3 separate regions of the Homo sapiens genome follow, and all the other regions are linked to region 1. A link is an interaction called in ENCODE POLR2A ChIA-PET data of the cell type or tissue named here. Cell type or tissue: PC-9. All regions are shown on one strand. Region 1 overlaps NR6A1 (nuclear receptor subfamily 6 group A member 1). Region 2 overlaps NR6A1 (nuclear receptor subfamily 6 group A member 1). Region 3 holds the start of ADGRD2 (adhesion G protein-coupled receptor D2).

Region 1 (8,000 bases):
AGTGGCTTCTGAGAATAGGAATGGATTTGTTGTTAGGACTCTACTGTGGAATCCATCGATGCAAAAATAACAGTTAAACTTCAACATGTTAGTTCTGATTCCATGGCCATTTACTGAGTATCATGTGTTTTGTGGGGAGGAAGCTGGGATCACAGGTGATGCAGACATGGTTTCTGACTCAGAGTCCCTATCCTTGATTTAGTGGACTGGGAGGCAAAAAGAAGCAGATACAGCTTACAGTGCAGGGTTGTGTTGGTGGAGATGGCGGGGCATCCGAAGAGAACTGTACAAGCATAGACCAAGGAGTGAGTACGTCTGTTCACAGGGTCAGGGAAGACTTACCAGAGGAACAGACATTTGAGCTGCACCTTGAAGTGGGAATTTCTAGGAACGTTGTAGAGAACAGGAAGGAAGGAAGGCAGGAGATAACACAAAGTCCTAGAAGTTAGAGATCCTGGATGGTTGCTATGTGCAGGGAATCAAAAGCAATTTTGTGGATTTAGGGTATAAAGAGAATGTATCTAAGACAGAGAAATGAGGGGAGAATTGACTAGAGAGAAAGATACAGGCAAGACAGGTCATGAAGGTGCTCAAATGTCAATCTAAATAATTTGGGGTTTGTTGTGTAACTAGTATTAAGTCTTGGGAAGTTTTTAAGTGGAGGAATTACAGAGTCAGGTTGCATTTTAGAAAGATCTCTATGGCAGTAAAGTTCAGGATGGATTGGCGTGGACAAGACCGGAGCATGGTGGCTGGGTAGGAAGGAGGCTGTTCCATAGCCCACGTAAAAGGGAACAAGGCCTGGACAAAGCAGCAGTGACTGTGGAGACAGAGAGTGGAGCACAAAGCCAAGAGATGTCAAGGAGATAAAGTCAGTGGGACTTCAGCGAGTGGAAAATGTTGGTGATGACTGCTGATTTTTTGGACTAGCCAGGCAGGTGGGCACCAATTTTCTTAGCCAGGATGAAGGAGCAGGGAAGATCAGGATGGGAGATGAGTAACTCTGAGTTTGGTTTAGGTGTCTGTGGAGTCTGAGGTGCATGTAGGACTGCCTAGGAGGTCATAGGAAGTGGAAGAACCTCTAGAGTCAGGTTAACCACTGGAAAGCAGTAACCGCTCTGCTAGAAACCCAGGCTGTGGAGTCTGTAATTGGCCATAGCACTCTCCTACCTTGCCTGCTACTGCCTTGCTCCCACTCCCCCAGATGGCCTTTACTTCTTCACAACTCTTGAGTGCAAGTGAGTTCCTGCTGTCATGGAAAGGCTTTTCCCAGATGATACATGATCACCTCCTTTTCTCTTCTCAAATATTGAATCAAATTTATGGTGCCCATATTCCTTAATCACACCGTTATCAGACAGTGAACCGGGTGAATTTGATTTAAAGCAGATTGTAGCACCAGCCAGTGACTGCTCCTGGCCCTAATCAAGACTCCTCTCAGGAGAAGATGCCTTGAGCTAGATGGGCTTTAATGGGTACCTCTATCTCATGAGCACCAGCTCCATTTCTGCTAGATCTCTGGAAAGTTGCCTCCCAGCTTCCCTGCCTAACTATAAGGCTCAGGAAACAGGCTTTTATTTTTGCTACAATAATGGGAGAGAGATGATGATGCTATTTGTAATGATAACAGCTAACAATTATGCCAAATTCTATCTTAAGTGCCTTACATACATTATTTGTTGAATTCTTACTGCTACCTTGTGTGACTGGCACTAATATTATCCCTGTTCTAGAGATGAGGAGCATGAGGTTGAGAGGTGAAAATTAAAGGCTACAAAGATAGAGATGGAGCTAAGTTTATCACCTGTATCTGTTGTGCTCCAATGCCCAGCCTCTTTAACATTGCCTTATACTAAATTCTTATTTTCCCAGAGCATTTTCAAAAGGTTTGACTTTCTGGAATTTGTCCTGAAACTAGTCTTAGTTTTCGTCTTGGAGTCTTTACATGGGTGCTGAGATGGCAGTTTCTCTAAGGTTGTGGCTGATGGCCACTCCTGGGGGTAGGTGCATTTAGATCAATGAAAAAGAGACAACTGAGTTTCTCAGCCCCCTTAATGGGACATAACTTACATAGTGTCAGTTTCAATTGCTGACTGAATGGTCCAGTGGTTTGGGGGATCCTGGCAGGAATGTTTTCCTTGTCCCAGCATGCTTGTGTAATGGGAACCTAGAAGAAGAATGGGTGTGTTTGTCCAACTTTCTGGCTTTGAATGCTGATAATTTGTAGACAGTGAATACAGGGGCATTAAAACTGGAGTGGGCAGATGTGGAGGAGGCACGGCTGCAGGCAAAGGCAGGCCCGTGGAACAGAGAACAACTTTGTTTATCAAGGGGTGGGATGCGGGGTGTGGAGGAAAGCTTTGCAGTCAGGCTGTGGAGACTGAGTGGGGGCTGCTAGGCTGGCTGCCAGCCCCCATCACTGCTGGGGGTCCACGGTGGCTGCCTGTTGGAGGAATTTTGGAAAAGAAGGATGTGCTGTCCGCAAGAGAAAGGGCAGATCTAGGGTGTATGGACAGGCCAGGCACTTGGGAACTCCTTTGTGTCCCTCAGGTCAAGAGTCAGCCAGGAACAGGTTTGGCACTCCTGGCTAGGGGTCTGGCTGATAGCCACACACCTGCAGGGTCTGGAGTGCCAGAGTGAACACTTGGGGCAAGGGGTTGCTGATTAAAGGACAGAGCATTATCTTTGCTTGCTACATACTAGGCCACCAGACAGATGCTGACACTGCCTCTCCCGTTGTGTCCTCCTTTTTTGTGCCCTACCCCATTTCATCCCCACCCCTCCAGTCAGATACTGAAAGAAATTGGCAGTAAAGAACTTTTTTTCCCACTCCCAAGAACATAAATATCCAACACAGTGCTATGATGAGGAGTGGTCTTCACTCCCAGGCACACCGCCTCCTGCAAGTCTTAGCATCCTGGAGGCACTTGCAGTGGCAGTTCTGTGCACTGTAGCAGACCTGACATCCTCCCAAGGTTGGGCCCTGCTCTGAGTTGCTGTGGGGACACAACTCCTGAGGTCCCCTGTGGTAGTATGTGGTTAGCCTTTTCCAGGTAGCAGCTAAGAACAAGACAGGATCAAGGGTAGGCAGTGTAGTGCTGAGAAAAGTCCATATGCTTGGAATTAGAAAACCTAGGTTTGAACATTGGCCTCACCACCACTACCATTTACTTCCCGTGCAACCTTGGGGTAGCCATCTCTTTTTCTGCTTCCTCATCCCTAACATGGAAGTGATACTTACTATGTATCCTTCCAGGTTATCAGGAAGGTAAAGTGTAAGAATGCATATGAAAAGGCCTAATACATAATAGAGACTCAGTAAATAACTCCCTGAGCCTTCATTTCCACATGTAAACAAAGGGGGTTATGATTTGTATCCATTCTGTGAATTTATTGGGAATATCAATAAGATTAAATGTAGAATACTTAATGTGCCTCGCAGGTAGCAGACACTCAACAAATGGTAGAGTGGTAGAAACGGTATTATAGATTGGTGGTTATTGTGGTTATTCAATATGAATGTATCGGCCAGGCTGGGAATGTATCAGTAAAGTTGTAAAAGCCATTGGGCCAGGTAGAGAGAAACTGAGTCAGCCATAGTAGCTCAAATCAGCTAAAAGAATCCCCAGCTCATACTAGGAGCCATGCCAAGGCCGAAGGTCAACGTTCCAGATTGCATGTGCAGTCATCTCCAGTATCCGTGGAGGATTGCTTCCAGGACCCCCATGGATGCCAAAATCTACAGATGTTCAAGTCCTTCATATAAAATGGTGTAGTATTTGTGTATAATCTACGCATATCTTCCTATATATTTTAAATCAGCTCTAGAATCCTTATAATACTGGATGCGATATAAGTGATGTAAATGCCATGTAAATAGTTATTACACTGGTTTTTTGTTGGGGGAGGTTGTTTTTTTTCTTTTTTAGGTTTTTTGGTTGGTTGGTTGGTTGGTTTGGTTTTTGGTTTTTTGTTTTATTTTTTTTTTCTGAGACAGGGTCTCACTCTATTGCCCAGGCCAGTGCAGTGATAACAGTCACAGCTCACTGCAGCCTCAACCTCCCACGCTCAGGTGATCCTCCCACCTCAGCCTCCCGAGTAGCTGGGTCCACAGGCACGCACTACCATGCCCAGCTGATTTTTGTATTTTTTGTAAAGATGGAGTTTTGCTATGTTGCCCAGGCTGGTCGTGAACTCCTGGGCTCAAGCAGTCTGCCTACCTCAGCCTCCCAAGGTGCTAGGACTACAGGTGTGAGCCACCACACCCAGCCATTATATTGTGTTTTAAAAATTTGTCTTTTTTTATTGTTGTATTGTTTTGTAAAAAAAATATTTTTGATGGAGTTGGTGGAACCCAGAGATATAGAACCCATGGATACAGAGAACTAGTTCTACCTGCTGCTGAGGCTCCCCTTGGTACTTAAAAAGGGCAGGAGCCTCTGGCCCCAACCAGAGCCAGGCTTTCCCCAAGCAAGAGAAAGTGTCCTGCTTGTCCAGGAAGCCTAAGCCTGCAAAGCCTTCAAAGTTAACACAGAAAGCAGTAGATTCCAGAAAGCAATAGTTCATCCCCAGGTGTTCTGGACCCTACCCAGATAGGGCCTTCTTGGCTTGGCACAGGCCTGTAGTGCGCAGATCTGAAGATCTCACCAGGAAGCATGCCTGAAGCTAAGCTGCTTCTCTTTGTGACTGAGCTGTATCTAAGGCCTATTCTGGGACCCACTGCCCACTAGCCAGGCCACTCCTAGAATGACTCAGGCCAGACTTGACCTCGTCTTTTATAAACTCCTGCTTCCTGATTAAGTGTTTGCCTCCTTGGTTTTATGGTATCTCCATCTCTGGTATGAAGTATACCCAAAACATTAATCCCCTGGGGTGGCCTAGCCTGGGGCTCCGTTGCCTAAAACTTGGTCTTTCCTCAGAGAGCTCACTCCTAGACCCAAAGAAAAGAGCATGGGGGCTTTGAGCCACTTCTGCTAGGGTACACCACCTTAGATACTGGAAAAACCAAGGCTTTGGGTTCAGGTTCCAAATTCCTACTCTGTCACCAATTAACTGTATTTGTGGACCAGACCCTCCCTTCTTTGAACTTCAGTTGCTCATTTGTACAGTGCTGATGATTATCTCACCTAGCTCATAGGGTTGAGAGAATTAAATGTGATAATGCTCACAAAGTGCCCAGCACAGAGGATGGCGTGGTATGGAAACTCAGTTAACGTTTTCCTCCCTCCTGCCAAAGTCAGGGATGCCAATAAAAATTTTCACTATGCATAACCTCAGCTCTGCTGGAAACAGTTAACACAAGCAAATACAATCAGCAGCTTTTTTTGCAGTGTGGCAGAGGCTCACATAGAGTCACCATGGCAGCTGCCATTGATACCAGAGGCTGAATCTCTACAATAGCTGTATCTTAATAATGTTGTACTTCTCCACATTTATATCCCAGACCTTCTTGGGCCCTTGTTAGCCCAAGAATGCAAGCATTATCATTTTGCAGAGGAGGACCTCAAAGCATAGAGGGGTCAGATGACCTTGCCAAGATCTCATAGCTTGTGTGTGATGGAGCTGGATTTGAACCTAGGTTGACTCTACCTGACCTTGGAAAAAGCAGCTTGCATGAGCTACGTTGGCCTGTAGACAAAGCATGGATCTGCCTGTACTTCCCAAGTGGCTTTGGATCCCATTTCCCCCAAGCTCAGCCTGTTTAAGGAGCTGTAGGAGCTCTCTGGCTGCCCTTTCCTGGCCCCTACTGGTGTCACAGCCAACTGTTAACACCTGTGTCTGTTCCTCAGATTTAGTGATGAAGGGATGGAGGTGATCGAGCGGCTCATCTACCTCTATCACAAGTTCCATCAGCTAAAGGTCAGCAACGAGGAGTATGCTTGCATGAAAGCAATTAACTTCCTAAATCAAGGTGAGTGGCTGGGGTGGGAAAAGGGACGTTTGCAGTGCGGGAGGCAGGCAGTGAGCATTTGCCCTCCTGTTTCACCCCTCCTTACCCTCAGGACTATCACACAGAATCCATCACACCATCTGGGTTTCAATCCAGGAAGACTTGTGCACCCCCTTGTCATCACCCTGACCCTTATAGTACAGGGAATGCGAGAATGCTTTGGATTTTTTTTTTTCTTCAAACTGAAATGCCACAATCTCTATAACTCATAGAGGAAGGAAGAGGATTCGCTTTGTTTAGTCAGTTTTAATGCATTTGCACACAGACACCAAGGACAGTACATGCGTCATTTTAAATATGTACCAAGTTTACCAGTGACTGAAGAAGAGCAGAGTGACTGATGAAACTGTTGGAGATAAGGCCTCTGTGACAGGCTGGCAGTGGTTCTGACAGCCCCTTCAGGGCAGAGCAGGGGTGCACAAACACACACACACACACACACACACACACATACACACATACACACAATCAAGCATGGCTTTTAATTAAAAGAATGCCAGATGTGATTTATGTGGTATCTTACCTGCAAAGGGGCACTTGGCAGCTGCTGGTAAAACCAGTATAGGGAGGAGGGTTGTATTCTCTTTTTTCCAAAATAGCTAATGTGTACTCTGCTCCTATAGTGGCACTGGGCTGTTCTGCTGCCTGTGGCATTGCAAGTGCCCTCGTCCTGTGTCCCATTTCCAGTCCAGAGCTCCTCTCCTCTTGGCCTACTCACCCCTACATTGGCCAAACCTCTTCCTGCTTTTACACCATTCATGCATTTATCTGGTGTTCTGCATGCTTCCCTTTGGCCAAGCCCTGTGCTGAGCATTAAAGACATTGAGAAAACTTAGACTCAGGTCTCTGGTCTCAAGAAGTATACATTCTGATGGCACTTGACGTATTACTTGTGCCTCAGATTGGGGGAGAACAGTAGCAACTTCTTGAAGAAGGAGAAATCTGAGCTGAGCCTCAAAGGGCCGGTAAGATTTATATATAGAATATTTATGTTCATATTCTATATATAAAAAAGGTGTGTGTGTGTGTATATATATATAGAGAGAGAGAGAGAGAGAGAGATCTATTTAGAAAAAATGGAGGGGCCAGGCACAGTGGCTCATGCCTGTAATCCCAACTCTTGGAGAGGCCAAGGCAGGAGGATCACTTGAGCCCAGGAGTTTGAGACCAACCCAAGCAACGTAGTGAGACCCCATCTCTACAGAAAATTTAAAAAATTAGTTGAGCATGGTGGCACACACCCTGTAGTCCTAGCTTCTCAGGAGGCTGAGGTGGGAGAATCTATTGAGCCAGCTGCAGTGAGCTGTTGATCACACCACTGCACTCCAGCCTAGGTGACAGAGTGAGACCCTATCTAAAAAAAATGGAGGGACAGCCCAGGAAGAAGATTAAGAACAGAAGCGCATAGGAGGGTGCTGTGTGTGTGTGTGTGTGTGTGTGTGTGTGTGTGTGTGTTTTACAAGCATGAATGTGTAGGTATTGGCAAGGTTTCTGATTGGTTCCAGCGAAGGGCAAATTTAAAGATATTGTGAAGGATTAATTTGGAAAGGTAGGTTATTCAGTCATTTGTTTAGTGTTTACTGGTATTCTCTGGTTGTTTTGGGAGTTTGGTATGAAGTTGAGAGAAGCCTTAACCCTCGAGGGGCTCTGTCTGCTTACTGTCCTCTGTATTTTTTTCCTCTCTCTCTTCATTTCTCTTCCCTTAGGTAGAACTTAGTTCCTCCCTATCAGAGGAGATCTCCTGTTGTGACAATGTTTAGTAACTTAGTTGAAAAATGAACATATTTAAGGAGCTGGTGTTTCTTCCACATTAGAATGCCCATCCCATTCCCTGTATGTGTGTGTGTGTTTTTTTTTTTTCCACAGATATCAGGGGTCTGACCAGTGCCTCACAGCTGGAACAATTGAATAAACGATACTGGTACATTTGCCAGGATTTTACTGAATATAAATACACACATCAGCCGAACCGCTTTCCTGATCTCATGATGTGCTTACCTGAGATTCGATATATTGCAGGTAACATTCTGGGTCTTGGGCTCCCAACCCT
Region 2 (8,000 bases), 150 kb before region 1:
TGTTTGGGTTAAAGTATATGAAGAAAATCTGGTTTTACGTAGATATATAAAAAAAGATTTTTTAATAGTCAGTTCAGACAATTTTGCATATTCTTCTTTTGATACCGTACTAGATCTTAATACTTGGTAGTTTTAAGGTTAGTTGCGGCCAGGCGCGATGGCTGATGCCTGTATTCCCAGCACTCTGGGAGGCCGAGGTGGGTGGATCATCTGAGGTCAGGAGTTCGAGACCAGCCTGGCCGACATGGTGAAACCCTGTCTCTACTAAAAATACAAAAAGAAAAAATTAGCTGGGCATGGTGGTGGGCGCCTGTAGTCCCAGCTACTCGGGAGGCTGAGGCAGGAGAATCGCTTGAACCAAGGAGGTGGAGGTTGCAGTGAGCCAAGATCATGTCATTGCACTCCAGCCTGGGCAACAAGAGCAAAACTCCCTCTCAAAACAAAACAAAAAACAAAACAAAACAAAACAAAAAAACAAAGGTTAGTTGCGGTATGGAATCAGAAACTGTATCAATGAACTTTTCATACTCGATTTTATTAAAATTCATTTGTCTATCTTGCATTTTTCATGGATCTTTTACCCAAGCATGATTTTGTGACATCATACATTGGTCATTTGGAAAATACTTGTTCACTGAGTTATGCGGATTTTCTAAATATTGACACATTTCATAATATCAAAAAATTAAGTTTGTAAATATCATTGAACTCATCAGATACATCTTTAAATATTTGGAACCTGTGAAGCTCACAGTGACAGATAAAAATATCCCAAAATTCTAATTTTGGCTTAAAAGCTCAAATGTTGGGCTGAGTGTGGTGGCTCACGCCTGTAATCCCAGCACTTTGGGAGACCGAGGTGGGCAGATCACGAGGTCAGTAGTTCAAGACCAGCCTGACCAACATAACGAAAACCTATCTCTACTAAAAATACAAAAATTAGCTAGGTGTGGTGGCATGCACCTGTAGTCCCAGCTACTCAGGAGGCTGAAGCAGGAGAATCGCCTGAACCCGGAAGGTGGAGGTTGCAGTGAGCCGAGACCATACCATTGCACTCCAGCCTGGGTGACAGAGTGAGACTCCATCTCAAAAAAAAAAAAAAAAAAAAAGCTCAAATGTTATCATTGGCAACAAATACTGTCACTTGTTTTCCTTGAAGTGACATACTCACTTTGTTCATTTTCAAGAAAATATCCATCAGATACCCAAGTGTGAATAACCACAATTTGTTTAGTAAGTAAAATGATAGTCAATGAAAAAAATGGGCTAGTTCAGCTTACAACGTAACAATAACTCCAGTGCTGCTTCTTGAAGCAGCCACTGTGCAGAAGTGCTTTATGTGTACCTACTGTTTTGTCACACAGAATATTTTAAAAGATGTTTGCTCAGGGTCAAGATTGAATAAAATCACTAAATCTTACTGCTTCATCAAGGACATTATTAAGTTAAAATGGCTTTCCCTCCTTTTTTCTGTAGTGTGTGACAGTGACAAATACAGTGACTACTGGTACATTTTGGTGACACTACTAAATTACTGCCAAGGGCAGCAGTTTAACCCAGCATTGACTTTGTACCATCATTACAAATGTCAACATAGTGAAAAAGGCAAATAATGTCTTAGAGTTAGTATAGAAATAGTTTTGACTTTTCAGACTCCCAGGAAGAGTCTGGGAAACATATGTGGGCCATACTTTGAGAACCACTGCTTTGGAGTTCATATGTTAGGAAACTCTAGGCAAATGGTGGGAAACTCTCGTAGTCCCTTCAGAGCTAACATTTATGGCTGCAGTGGGCTATAGCAGAGGAGACAAACCGTGTATTATTTTGGCATCCCCCTGGAGCTTTACCATAGTATTTAAGGGCTCGTTTGTACAGTGGAGCTCAATAAAGGTTGATCTATCAATGCTTATTGCCTAAATATTTAGCGACTTCATTTTTCCTCTGTACTTTGTACACTCCGTTTTTTTTGTGTGTGTTCATACTGTAAACACTATGTATTTTCTGAGTCTCACTGATCCCTCTGCTCAAGGTTATCTTTTTATAATTAAGTCAGTTCAGTTTATTTAATAGATATTGATTGGACAATATTGTTACTATGTGGGTTTTATTCTGGTTGTGGGGGAATAAGAAGTAAATCACATGGCATTTGCTTTTTTATGGTTTTGGGAAAATGAGCAGTTATACAGCATGCCAAACAGTGTCCAGATGCAGAGGTTAATAGTGCCTGGTGCAGGGTTCAGCATTTAGTAGCTATTTGTAAGAAATAGCTCCTTTTTTGGAACATTCTTTCAATGTCACACATCACGATTTACATATACATACATAAACACACACACACACACACACACACACACACATACATACACACAGACACATAAACACATTTGACTGTATGTATAATTACATATAATGTATAACTCATAATTTCCTTTTGAGATATAAATAATCACCCTATAATCTTGTCTGTTTTGGAAGTTGCAATAGGCATCCATAATTTTGGTGGGTGTTAGGTCTTTTTTTAAACTCTTACTTTTTTTTTTTTTTTCTCTTTGAGATGGAACCTCTCTCCGTTGTCCAGGCTGGAGTGCAGTGGTATGAGCTTGGTTCACTGCAACCACCACCTCCCTGGTTCAAGCTATCCTCCTACCTTAGCCACCCATGAAGCTGAGATTAAAGGCATTCGCCACCATGACCGGCTAATTTTTTTTTTTTGTATTTTTAGTAGAGATGGGGTTTTACCATGTTGGCCAGGCTGGTCTCGAACTCCTGACCTCAAGTGATCCACTGCCTTGGCCTCTCAAAGTGCTGGAATTACAGGCATCAGCCACTGTGCCCAGCCTTTTTTCAAACTCTTAAGATTTGAAAAGCAATGAAAAATGCTTTTGTTTATACTGCTAATGTTATACTGCAAGCAATTGTGTCATTGTTAAATAGTACCCTCTTTGGCTCCCTACGGATGGTTTTATGACAAGATAATCAGGGGGCAGGTGCGGATCTGCTGAGTTGAGTTGATACTACATTTAGTTTTTAGATTAAGGCAGATAGAAAAAGTTGTACAGGTCTAGCTTGCTAGTCGTTTTAACATAGGAAGTAGTCAGTTTACAGCTTAACAAATCAGTTTGGAGAACAAAGCATCCATAAGATGTCAGTCACAATATAGCCAGTAATTGGCAGGTGATTATCGATGTCTCCAAAATGAACACTGATCAGAAGCAACCAGTTATGGAAATTGCTCTATTTTTGTACAGTCTCTGTGAGATTAACTTCAAGAGTAACATGTATATATAAGGAACTAACTATAAATACCTAGCTAGTATCTTGAATGGGAACTTGAGGTGAGGATAGAGGACAGAGAATTGTAAGTTCTTTATAAGCCACATGCAAAATGGGGGCCTTTTCTTTTATTTTTAGAGACAGGGGTCTTGCTGTGTTGCTTAGGCTAGTTTCCAAGCAAACCTCCTACCTCAGCCTCCTGAGTAGCTGGGATTATAGGCACGAACCACCGGGGCCAGCTGCTTTTCTTCCTAGAATGCCCTCAGCATAACTTTTTTGCTTCTAGAAAGTTATTAGGACTGGGTCGCTCCCTTTTGGGGCTTTCTTACTACTTTCTTAAAATTTTATTTCCTGAGTGAGGTCTTAACTAGGCTATATGAAAGCAAACTGATTAAAAGAATTTATCCAAATATCCCCTTTGTAACTCGTCCAGGGATATTCAGTTATATAAATGAACTAGAGAGAGTTTGACTGTTAGAAGCAGATCCTTATTTGTGCTGCTCCAGGATTTGGAAGTGAGGGGAGGGGGAGCATTTCTCTCAAGTCATAACTTAGTCCAGGTAAGTCTGAGGAGGTGAGGTAAGAACAGTAACAGCCTTTCTTTGTATTATCTTAGTAAATGCTTCCAACAACCTTTCTGATAAGGTGGTGGTTGTTGCATTTGTTATTACACTTACATCTTCTGTCTCACTCCATTGTTCTCCAGTTGTCCCCAGAAGTGCTTGGTTTGCATGAGCATATCAACAGTGGTGCACATTGCTAAATATGTCACATCAGCTAGGTTGTGTCATTTGATTGAAATACTAAGTTCTACAGTTAACGAAGGGTGATGATATGTACATTATTCAGACTTAGGACGTTACTCCAAGAGAAAGTGGTGATTAGGGTTCTCTTTTAATTTGTATGTATATACTGGGGCTAAGACCGTGTAGGAATCTAGCTCTTTTAGGAAGGTTGTCAGCCTCTAGGCATGGGAGCATGGCCTTAAGATGGTTGTGAACTTTAAGGAAAATGCAATTGGAATGGGATTTACTCAGATACCTACTGACAGCCAATAAAAACATTTAGGTTTAAATATTCAGCCAAATATTCTCTCAAAACTGATTTAGAAATCTATACTCATTACAGGCTTTTTTCAAGAAACAGTCTAGTGTATTTTCTTTAGGATTTAAGTCAAAATGAATTCCATGTTTCCCTTTGTTCTCTTTTACGGTAGCATTCTGAGTCTTCTGTCCCTTTAAAAATGTTGGGAAGCTTGTATGCATTCTAAATTGTAAGGTCTTTTGCATGTTACATAGACTTTCTCTGTTTCATGGGGTCACTGTAGCCAAAATACTTATGATTGAAATAGACATTGGCAAACTATAAAGAAAACAGGAAAGTAAAGGCTGGATTTGATTATTAGTGGTGAAAGGAATACTATCTGAGATTAGAATGATAAGTATGTTTTGGAGAGAAAGGTCACGAGGGAATCCTGTGGGCTGCAATAAATGTGTGCTCATATTTTGATCTGGATAGTAGTTAACATATATAATACATATGAGAAAACTTTATCAGACTTAAGATTTGTTTACCTTACCATATGTAAATTATATCTCAAAAGGTAAAATAAGGCTGGGCATAGTGGCTCATGCTTGTAATCCTAGCACTTTGGGAGGCTGAAGCAAGCAGATAGATGGCTTGAGCTCAGGAGTTTGAGACTAGCCTGGGCAACATGATGAAACCCCGTCTCTACAAAAAAATACAAAAATTAGCTAGTATGGTGGTGCCCACCTGTAGTCCCAGCTACTTGTGGGGCTGAGGCAGGAGGATCACTTGAACATGAGAGGTTGAGGCTGCAGTGAGCTGAGATCAAGCCACTACACTCCAACCTGCGTGACAAAGTGAGACTCTGTCTCCAGAAGAAAGGAAATAGTAATAATAATTTGGAAGTAAAGCTTGGTAGTTACTATACTATTTTGACCATATATGAAAATTTGAAATATTTCATGATAGGAAACATAATCCTATCACTCTAAACATGTCAAATTATATATCTAGTTTATGAGCACTAAGGCCTTTTTTTTTCTTCTTTAACCTGTTATTTTTGAGATTTGGAATTTTTATGTTTTTCTTGGATGCCACTGGAGGGAAATAGAGAATGAAGTCTTGTTTGTGTGGTATCAGTTGTTGAAAGGGACAAACGCAGTTTTGATCTTGAAACTAGCTTATGTGTAAATTCTTTTCAGTCTTGAATATGAGTGAAGTAAAGGTAACCACTTAGCTCTGTTAAGTATATGATTGCTCTAGTCACGAATTTTAAAGGTTCTATCGTTCATAAGTTTGTCTAGTACTTACTGAGGACTTGCCATATATCTGATATTGTGAGAAGAACTGTCCCAAACGGTGACATTACTATTTCATTTTGCATTTGAGGTTACTGAGGATCTGGATACTTAAACTTCCAATGTCAGAATATAAACAAGAAAGTAATCATCACTCTATAAACTGATTCTTTATTGCCACAAATGGATTATCACTACTTTAGGAGAGATCCTGTTTTTGAAGTCTACTGTTTTAGAAGTCTTTTTAGAGCTTGTACTAAGTGGCCTTTAAAAATCTCATAATAATTTCTAACACTTTCTTAATAACTTGGCAGTATGGCTTTGTCATTTAAAACAAAATCTGGAGGAAAGGAAAATATTTATTTCCCTGTGGCATGAAAAGAGGCTATATGTAGGTCATTTTTTTTTTTAAATAAAAGGCAAGAAAGTCTCCCTCCAGACCACATCAGAACTATGCCAGCTTGGTACGGGGCCCTTACCAGAGTAATGATGTAAGAATCTGAGAGTACATAGTGCAGCTGCCAAAGCTCATAATGTTTAATTTCAGCACTGTCTGTTTGCCAGAGTTTGCAGCTCAATATTTTTTTCTGTATGGATCAAATTATAATCACATATATTTATCTTATTGGGGTAGGAGAAGTAAAGAGTTATTGTTTGATAAATTTGCCGTTTTCCTAGGGAATGGTGCTGTTTTGCCTGTCACATGCTTCTGAGCATTATTCCCCCACTGATTCCTAAGAACTTATTCTCCTGGGTGAATTCTTCTAACTTGTGACACAGAGGGGCAATTCACACCTTGCCTGTTTATATTTTGCAAGAAAACCCTTCTCTTAGCGTGGGTATCTATTCAGGCAGTTCCATGTGCTACATTCCATCCATTTGCCAAGTCTTGGACTCTTATCCAAAGTACAATATTTGAGTATACAATTACACCTACACGTACCGGCAAGAGCGTACTTTTTCCTAGCCTCTCTTGGAGAACGCTTGAAGCCAGAGGAGCAAATCCAGATGTTCTGGATTGAGTTTGGCACCTTCAATTGAGAATTCTAGATGGAAAGATTTCATTTGGAAGTGTACCAGGCTTGCCCAGCAGTTGCTTCCTGTTGCTAACCATCATATTTTTATGACCAAAGATTCTAGACTGCCTCCTTTGTTGAGCAGAAAGAATTACACACTAGGGCCACATGGGAAGTGGCTTCTCATCATTTGAGAGAAATATCAGCAGGCATGCAGAAGAGGGTAGCCTTGCTATTGGGAATAAATCTGGGTTGAGAGCAGGTACAACTACAGCTGCAGCTCTTTAGCCAGACCTGGCTTTATTTAAATTTCAAACAGAAATCTTTGACATCAACCTAAGTGAACCATTATTGGCTGTCTGCCACCTAACAGTACCTTGTACAAGGAGGAGGTGCTCTCTGACTGTATTCAGTCAACACTTATTGAACACCTTCTGTGTGTGCCAGGCAATGTGCTAGATGCTGGTGATGAATAAAGTATTTTTTCGAGAAGTTACAGTCTGGTAGGAGGCACAGACTCTTAGACAGATAAATTACAATTCACTGATTTTATTTGTTGCTTATACAATTTAGTATTTTGTTTGCTTTGTAAGTCAGCAACATAAGCCAGTCCACAGGATTAACTCCATAACTTTCTAAGTAAGAACAAGCATAGGATTTCCTTTCAGTTCTAAAGAATGTTTACTTGCTTGCATTTTTGCGTCTTTAGATACCTCTTCTGACTTGCCCAGGGATGAAGTTTGTGGAGTATGGGAAGAAAAGACTAGTATAAGGCAGGAAGGCATTTCTAAGAAAGCTTCCAGAATTGATTATTTTGTCCTAAGAGATGTTTTCTTCACTTAAAAATTATGTGAGAACGCACAAAGGTTAGCTGTGTTGGTTATCAGTTTGTTGTAAGGTAAGAGCAAGAAAAATCATTTTCCTCTATCTCTCTGGAATGTAGGACTCCTTTATCTGAGTGATTACATGGTTAAGGCGGAGCTAGAAAATACATTTCCTTCATACCTGTTTCTGGATGGATGAGGTCACATTTACTTAGTAGTTATATAGTTCCTGTGTTGTAATTTGCTATTCCTTCAGCCTTTTTTCCTCCCATTTTTGAAGATGGGTATATGAATATTTCCATTGGGCCTCTCTTAAATACAAGAAAAATATTAAGTTGCTTATGTCCAAATTCATTTCTTTGATGTGCAGCAGCCTCAAAGCATGTGTACCTCTGTTATTAAGATAATAATAGTTAATATTTATATAGCACTTATGTTCCAGGTTTTATTTTTAGGACTTTATATGTAAAGCACTTAAAAGAGGGCTTGTCTTATCCCCATAACAACCCAGTAAGATAGATACTTATTATTTTTCCCATTTTACAGATGAAAATAGAAAGACA
Region 3 (8,000 bases), 75 kb after region 1:
ACTTCCCTAAGATCACACAGCTAAGAAGTGGAAGAGCCAAAATTCCAAGCAGCCACAGTCCATGTGCTGAACCTCACAACTCCAAGGCCCTTTGCCCCTTGCCCTAATCCCCCACCCCTGCATGGCATCAAGCATAGGGGATCTTCCTCCACCACCCACTCCCGAGGGAAGATGTGTGTGGTTCGGTGGAGGAGAGTAAGTGAACACCACTCTGTGGTGGGTGCTTTTAACCTCATAAGCCACAAGGCAAGTAGTAATGTGCCCATTTTACAGACGAGCAAACTGAGGATCTGAAAGATGAGTAGCACAGCTAGCGACAGTTAGAGCTGAGGTTTGACCCAGAACCCAACAGGGCTCTGGACACCCCCTCATCCTCACCCACCTTTCCTGAGGAGTCGCCTCACTTCACTCGCAGGAATGTGGATATGGCCGGGCCCCTCTGGACGCCCACCAGGCATTGTGAATAAGCAGCCCCTCGTGCTGGCCTCCCTCAAGCGTAAGCTCCGCACCTCCAGGCCTGGGGGTAAATGGGGCTGGGTGGCTGGACCTCGGAGTGAGGTCTTTCTGCTGAGCAGGCCCAGCTAGCAGGGTCTGGATCCCTCCTTCCTGCCATAGGCCTAGGAGGCCACCATTCCTGCTCAGAGAGGTTCAGCAACTTGCCCAAGGCAAATCTGACTTTTCCAATTCCAGGGGAAGGGGGTCACTGAGAAGGAGGGGCGGTCACCGCGAGGCAGGACCTGAATATTGATGAGTCACCAGAAACTGGTGGGTACCCGAAGGACACGTGTTTGTACCTGAAGCTTCACCACAGGTGCACCCCCATTCAGGCTACAAACATTCACGGAGTGTGTACTTGGGCTTGGCCCCAAGATGCTGAGATGGCTCAGAAACAGCCTTACCACTCAAGGAGTGTCCCATAGAGGGAGATAATTCCATTATGTAATTACCAGAAATGCAATGAAAGACATGTTCAAGGTTCTGGGGTAACAGAGGCGGGAGGAACTGTCTCTCAGAGGAGGAGAGAGCTAAAACAGGAAGGCTTCCTAGAGGGAGTGAGGCCCACACAGGGTTCTGAAGGATGTATAGGTGTTTGCTAGGAGATCGAGGGAGAGAGGGCATTCTGGATGCAGGGCACAGCATGGGCAAAGGCAGGAAATAGAATGGAGTGTCTGTGGAAGTTCAGACAGCTCCCAGTCACCAGGGCTGAGGAGGGAGGTCTGAGTCCAGCCGTGTGGGCAGGTGGGTGCAGGCTCACCAGCATGGCGGTGCTGGATGCGCATTCGGGGCCGCTCTGAGGTCATTGAGGTGCTCAGCAGGGGTGCCAGGCGCTGCACACTCGCCACCAGGGCCATAGGCCCACCAATCACCTGGGAGGACGCTGCATCTCAGCTCTCTGTCACACTCTGCACCCCACTGCCGCCTGCCCTGAGCGCTGGGATAAATGCTCCATGATCTGGGAGGTGGTCCTGCCCTCTCCAGACCCTCCGTGGCTCTTTAAGGACTCTAGGATCAAGTCCTGGGTCCTCAGGTTGACATTTGAAGCCCTGCCTGCCCCAGCCTCCTTCGACCTATCCAATTCTATCTCCCAAGCCACCCCATCCTCCTGTTTGCCAACCAGGGCACACTCCGAAGGCTGGGCCATGCCTACCCCTTTGCTGTGGCTCAGTGCTAGACCTGTAATGGGTGCTCAACACTGAGATTCCAAAAGGAAAGCCATGGATGGGGGTGGTGAGAGCAGGGGAGGGAGGAGAGGAACCTGCATTCATGGGGCACCTACTCTGTGCTGGGCAAGTCACACTGTTCATCCCTAACGCCTCTCCATTGCCTTAGCAAGGCTGGCGTGATCATCCCTATTCCCCAGGGAAGAAAACTGAGCTTCAGTCTGGCTTTCCTCAGTCTACTGCAGTGCCTCGGATCCCTAATCAACTATGGGCTTGCACACTTCCCAGGACGGGGAGCTCACTACCCATGGTGAATCATTCCATAGAACCAGCCTCCTGTGTTATGCCGTCTTCCCCTACCCCCATGTCCTAGTCCCAGTTCTGTCCTCTGAGGCCCACAGGGGGACCAGGTTTGCTCCTTCAACCCCAGATAATTTGCAGGCACTGTTCATGATTCTCGTTCCCTCCCTGCTCTGGGCTGATCACTCCCAGGCCGACAGCCACTTCCACCAGGACAAGGTTTCCAACAGCCTCTCCATCTGGATAGCACCTCTCATGTTGTCCAGAGTGTCTGGGCTGTTTAGGCAGACAAGGTGGACTGTCCACTTGGCATAGATCCCCCACTTAAGGTGGTCAGCAGGTTCTTGGAGATGGTGGAGGCTCTTACTGACTGGTGGTTCTTAATCACTTCATTTAACTACAGAAGCTATTGTTAAAGTGCAATTTTTTTTTTTTTTTGAGACAGAGTCTCACTCTGTCACCCAGGCTGGAGTGCAGTGGTGTGATCTCAGCTCACTGCAACCTCCGCCCCCTGGGTTTAAGTGATTCTCCTGCATCAGCCTCTTGAGTAGCTGGGATTACAGGTGCCCGCTACCAGGCCTGGCTAATTTTGTATTTTTAGTAGAGACAGGGTTTCATTATGTTGGCCAGGCTAGTCTCGAACTCCTGACCTCAAGTGATCCACCCGCCTCAACCTCCCAAAGTGCTGGGATTATGGGCGTGAGCCACCATGCCCAGCCTCAAGTGCAATTGTTTGTGGAAGTTCAACTTATCAAATAGACAAAAGAGAAGCTTTTCAGGATAGACGCAGAGATGGAGCCCATAGCTAGATGCTGACTCCCCCACAGCTACACAACCAGCTGGTGGCTAGGCTGGAACCATAGCCCAGGCCCCTGCCCCACCCAGCCCTGCCAGCCTCACTTCACGGAGGGAGAGCCATGTGTCAGCCACCTGCTCCTCCAGGACCAGGCTGGCCACAGATACAACGCCTTGGCTCAGCTGCTCCCAGGGGCCTGTCAACAACAGCTCTGGGTCCCCAGCCCCGAGGGCCACCACCCTCTTCAGGAAGCGGACAACAGCCAGCAGTGCGGCCGGCCCCAGGGGAGCCATCTCCATCGCCAGGACATGCTCCAGAAGGCCCAGGAAGCTGGAGGCCTCCGCTGGGGACAGGGCCCCATGGACTTCGGAGAGGGGGTCCGGGAGGAGCTGTGGACAGAGGAGCCACTGACTCTGGGTCTGGTTGTTATGAGGGGATCCCCCCAAGGGCCACACTTGGGCTTTGCCAGGGTCTTCTTGGTGGGCACCCATTAAACTTGTCACAAGCCGCCAACTCTCAGGGGCTACAGAATAGGGAGCCTGAATGGCCTTTATTCCTGCAGACACACCAGGTGGGTGTCCCCTTTACAAGGGAGGAAACTGAGGTGCAGCGAGGTGACCCATGGAGCCCCCAGGCTTTCCAGCCCCTGAGAGGGAGCTCACCACAATGTCGTTGGCCAAGGCATTGACTCGGCTGATAACATCCTGGCCAGGCCACGACTGGGCATCCTGCAGCCGACGATAGGGCTCTGCAAAGGAGTGGATGCCAGGCTAGGCCCCGGGCAATACCCCTGCCCAGAGATGCCAGCCTGTTCAGTGACCTCCACCCACCACGTGCTGCCCAGGGAAGGAAGAGCACCTTGATGGCTGTGTGTCCAGAGTCTTACACACGGTGTTCTAGATGGGGAAACTGAGGCACAGAATGGCAAAAGAGCTTGCCCAAGGTCACACAATTTCGATTCACCCTTAGGTCCGTCTGGACCCACTGCTCTGTGGCCTAGACTCCATGGAGACCTTGAAGCTCTGAGTTTATTCTGAATTCCCAGACTTTGCCAGCAGCTCACCCCCTCTCAGTCTACTCCGGTCCACACCGGCTTTCCCTTCAGCAGAGCCCAGGGGTACAGCCAGGGCGCACCTGTCCGGTAGCAGCAGAGGAAGGGCTGCGGCTCCAGGCAGAGCTCAGAGCCCTCACTGCGAGGTCCCGGGTTCCACGTAGGGCACTCCTCGGAGGGCACTGGCAGGGGCAGGGGAGCTGTCAGGGCTCCCTAGGGGACCCTGGCGAGCCAGGACGCACGGCCCCGGGGTTAGGTGGCAATGTGAAACCTGAGAGAGGGACACTGTTGCCAGCTCGGGGTGGGGGTAAGGGGGCCGGGGGACGAGCGCAGACCCCCAGGCTGCTGGGACCAGGTTTATGCTGGAGCTTGCAGGCACTGCGGCCTGGAGAGGGCGTGGCCAGAGCTAGGCGTGGCTTGGTTGGCAAGGGGTGGGTCGAGTTCCAGGGTCGGAAGGGAAGGATTCGGGGCCATGGGGTGGGGCCGGGGCGGGGCGGGTCGTACCGGGACAGAGAAGGCGCACCCACACAGTGGGCAGCAGCGAGGGCGTGACGTCCAGGGCGCCCGGGTCCCAGCGGAAGAGCAGGCCCTCTGAGGGCGGCGCGCAGGCCCGTGCCCGGTGCAGCTGAGCGGGGCTCAGCGCCCGCGCCCACAGGTGGAAGTCGGTGAGGTTGCCGCTGAGGGCGTGACGCACCGAGAAGCCACCGCCCAGAGAGTCCTGATCCTGGCCCAGCACCAGGATGCCGCCGGACGGCACCGGGTGGCCGGCGCCCAGCCCCCGCGCCCCAGCGCGCCGCCTCCCATCGGAGAACAGCGCCCAGCGCCCGCCCCGCTGCTCCCACGTGGCGCACACATGGTGCCAGCGGCCGTCGGCGCGGAAGGCTGCGAGGAAGGGCGCGTGCTGCCCACGCACCACCAGCGCAGCGCGCACGACGCCCCCCGGCTCGGCGAAGGCGCGCAGCTGCAGCGCGTTGGGCAGCGCGGGCGCGGCAACGGAGAAGAGCGCTGCGGGGTCGGGCGAGGCACAGTCCCACTGCACGTGAGTACACGCGGTCAGCGCTGCCAGCTCAGGCAGAGGGCTCCGCAGCCGCGCCGCCCGGTCAGCCGTCCTCTCGTCGAACACCAGCACGGCGGTGGTGCGCGCACCTGCAGGGACACGTGGGCTGCGACCTCAGTTTCCTCACCTGTGCACATGGTCCTGCCCCTGCCCTTTGGCTCAGCGGTGGGGTCCTTCCAGGCTTTGGGATGCCTCCCCACCTCGGGAAGGAGGAAATGGGGGCTAGAGTTCCCCTGCCCAAGAGTCAAGCCCCGACGCCCAGTCCAGGGCAAAGGAACCTGGAGATGCAATGGGGTCTTACTCCCGGCTCATTCTGCAAATATTGTCACTGTGGGCTCCTATATCTGAAGGTCACCAGAGCCTCTGCCCCTTGCTCCCATTTCCCAGGGGCCCACACTCACGCCTCTGTGGGGGTCTCCGCAGAGGGGCCTCTCTTTGGCCCACCCAGACCGGATCGCGCAGCCGTGAAGCAAGAACCCCATCAGGGGGCTGCAGTGCCAAGTGGCCAAACTGCTGCTCGCAGGACTCTTGGGCCTGCCACCAGCTCAGTCGCTGTCCAGAGAACTTGCACACCCCACCTGCAGTCTTCACCACCTCGCCGGCGGCCACGGGGGCTAAAAACGATAAGAGAGACGGTGGGGGGTGCATTTTGTGGGCATCTGACTCTTCCAGGGCTGGGCGGAGCCAAGGACACTGGGCTTGGAGTCATTCGGGCTGGATGGGGCTGAACCCGCCCATGTCTATGGCCTGCTGAGTCCTGTCCTCTTGCAGAGCTCTTTTCGTCATCTGCGCAATGGCAGGAATGAGACGGAAACCAGTGAAGCGTTCCTCGCAGGGCCTGGTATGGTGGGGGTGGAACTAAATGTTACTCTTCCCCTCCTTTGCATTCTAGGCCAGTGCACCCCTTGGATCACAGACTTGCTTAGCTGGGGGACTGGGACCCTCCCTGGGGGGATCCCTCATACCAACCTGGGGCCCAAGGGTTCCTTGATTCACCTGGGGAGTTGGAGGGGGTCCCAGAGAGACTCCTGATCTGGGAGAGAAGAAGACAGGTGGGGGCTGGGACAACCCTCCCCTCACACTTGCAGTTGTTGAATGCCTACTCTGGGGGTGGGTGGGAGGGGGGCATTCAGTGGAAGCTGCAGACTCTGCAGTCAGACCTGGATTCAAATCCCACCACTCAGAGTGTGATCTCGGGAGGGCCCTTTGCTGCCCTGAGCCTTTTCCCTGTGTGAGGAGTAAACAGGCTGATGAGTAAGAGGGGTCACCCTTAGTGAGTGCTTTTATTCCGTCTGTGCCAGGACTTATCTTGGATAACATTTGCAGTGACCTTATGAGGTAAGGATGGCCACTTGGAACCCTTGAAGCTGTGAGTCCCCTTGACTTCCTCCCAGGCACTGCCCTCCCAGAAGTGAAGGTACCAGGAGGCAGAGGAAACAGTAGCACCACGGTGCCATCCTGGATCCAACGGAGCAGGTGACAGACAGCAGGGGTCACAGGCAGGCCAACTTGGACTGAGGAAAAAAAAGTCGCAGGAAAGCAGCTGGGCATCCTGCCTTGCTTCGCCCTTGGACTTCTGCAGGGTCCGTTTGCCCTTTGTTTGACTCCCAGACCCCACTGAGCTGGGAACCAACCAGTGGGCTGGAAGCCCAGGATGGGGTGGCCCACCTAGTAGGGACGACATTTACTTGCACAAAAGATGGTCTCCAGGAGCCCCTTCAGGACCGAAGCAGGGAAACACTGTCGCCCTGGAGAGCTGGGAGAGGGGGAGGCAGCAGCAGTCGCTGGCCAGAGAGGGGCGAAACAGAGCTCAGGGTCCCTGCAGCGGGTGGGGGAAGCTCAGGTCCAGGTGGGCTTTGTGTTCCTTGAGGTTCTCCGCCAAGGTTCTGCTTCATCAGGCCTCTGCCGAGTTCTCTGGCCTCACCTGTCCACCGCTGCTCCGTGCAGCCACCTTTCCCCTGCTCCCCAAGGTGCGTCCATTTCTGAGTTTCCCTCCTCTGGACCTGTGACCATGCCATCCCTCCTGCCTGGACTGCCTCCCAGTCTCTCAGTAGTACCACCTCCAGGTTCAGCTTGTGGTTCCGGCTGGTGGGTGTGCCACAGCCAGACGCTGTGCTCAGCGGGGATACCCTAACCCTGGGTGATCTGGGGTCACTCCCGTCAACCTGGGGGGCTCTGCAGGCAGGGAAGAGCCTCCTGGGTCTCTGCTCCAGCCCTGGCTTTACACAAATGTGCCTGAGAAAACACGGTGTCCTGACACCTGGCCTCATGCCACCTGGTGACGGCATCTGAGCCATCACCAGTGATCATTCACCCCTTTTCCCTTTTCCAGACAGCACGAAAATCCAACACGCCCCTCACCGGAGGACTGGGAGGCTCCCGCGTTTTGGATTCTGAAAAGCACTCCCTCGTTCACGTCTGCCTGGATTCGCGCCCTCAAGCCCCCTGGCGCCCACTTTTCTTGCTCTCCAAACACTCGTTGAGGCCCGAGAGGGAGATGCGAAGTTTGCCCACCACTGCGCGTCCCTCCTCCGCGAGGCGCCAATGGGCCTGAGTCAGGGGCCTCCCCTTCATCCGCTGGTCCCTCCCCTGTTCCCAGCTCCAGTTCCTCACCCGCTATGGCTGGCCTGGCGCCTGTGGCCGTTCACCGTCTGCGAGGCATCTGCGGGGACTGAAGTCGGGGAGGCAGCGGCGGGCTCTGGCAGATACCAGGAGATCCCGCCCCTCGGCCCGGGAGACCCCGCCCCTCGGCCACGCCCCTTTCCGCTCCCCACCCCGCCCTCTTGGGCCCCCCACCCGGCCCAGCCAGACAGAGACCTGCCTCCAGGTGGGTGGGAGGAGACCTTCAGTCCCTCGCCCCGGGCCTGTTGTCACTACCTCCCCCAAACACATTGGTTAAAGTCACCCGATTAGAAGGGGCCACCTGTGAGACTTGGATCCAAAGCAAACTAGCGGAAGCTGAAGGGTCTTGGGGCTTCCCAGGCCTCTCGGAGGCCGGGATGGTCGTGGAGGAGGGAGCGCTCAGTGCCTGGCCTACTGCCTGCCCTGAGCCGGCTCCCTACAGGACGCTTCTCCTGTACCTTCCACCTGCTGCGAGGAAGGGCTGGGGGCAGGCGTACCCATTTTCCAGAGGAG

The links. Peaks named below come from ENCODE experiments on the same cell type or tissue, not always from the same donor. Only the 100,000 strongest peaks of a DNase experiment are listed, where the experiment ranks them.
Region 2: POLR2A ChIA-PET joins it to region 1 with 7 read pairs; 2 of 35 experiments call an interaction of 5 or more read pairs at or near these places.
Region 3: POLR2A ChIA-PET joins it to region 1 with 8 read pairs; 3 of 35 experiments call an interaction of 5 or more read pairs at or near these places.

What each region holds. Positions count from the first base shown.
Region 1 is chr9:124,524,690-124,532,689 of GRCh38, reverse strand. It overlaps NR6A1 (nuclear receptor subfamily 6 group A member 1), which reads left to right. Exons shown (of 10, transcript NM_033334.4): 8 at 5,790-5,911; 9 at 7,817-7,969. Among named protein-coding and RNA genes, the nearest start is that of NR5A1, 21 kb to the right of the region's middle. In PC-9, no CTCF peak of the experiment used is centred here; a DNase peak (open chromatin) is centred at 4,709; H3K27ac peaks cover 1,412 bases.
Region 2 is chr9:124,674,448-124,682,447 of GRCh38, reverse strand. The region is part of intron 2 of NR6A1 (nuclear receptor subfamily 6 group A member 1); the gene reads left to right. The region is part of intron 1 of MIR181A2HG (MIR181A2 host gene); the gene reads right to left. Among named protein-coding and RNA genes, the nearest start is that of MIR181A2, 14 kb to the left of the region's middle. In PC-9, no CTCF peak of the experiment used is centred here; no DNase peak of the experiment used is centred here.
Region 3 is chr9:124,449,989-124,457,988 of GRCh38, reverse strand. It overlaps ADGRD2 (adhesion G protein-coupled receptor D2), which reads right to left and starts at 7,538. Exons shown (of 25, transcript NM_001395425.1): 1 at 7,479-7,538; 2 at 6,554-6,684; 3 at 6,287-6,379; 4 at 5,835-5,898; 5 at 5,267-5,479; 6 at 4,313-4,954; 7 at 3,892-3,990; 8 at 3,420-3,505; 9 at 2,862-3,146; 10 at 1,256-1,367; 11 at 383-517. The coding sequence starts at 6,322. LOC105376270 (a long non-coding RNA gene) reads left to right here and starts at 4,338. Exons shown (of 3, transcript XR_007061771.1): 1 at 4,338-5,706; 2 at 6,167-8,000. RefSeq lists enhancers at 6,339-6,863, 6,864-7,388, 7,389-7,913. In PC-9, no CTCF peak of the experiment used is centred here; no DNase peak of the experiment used is centred here.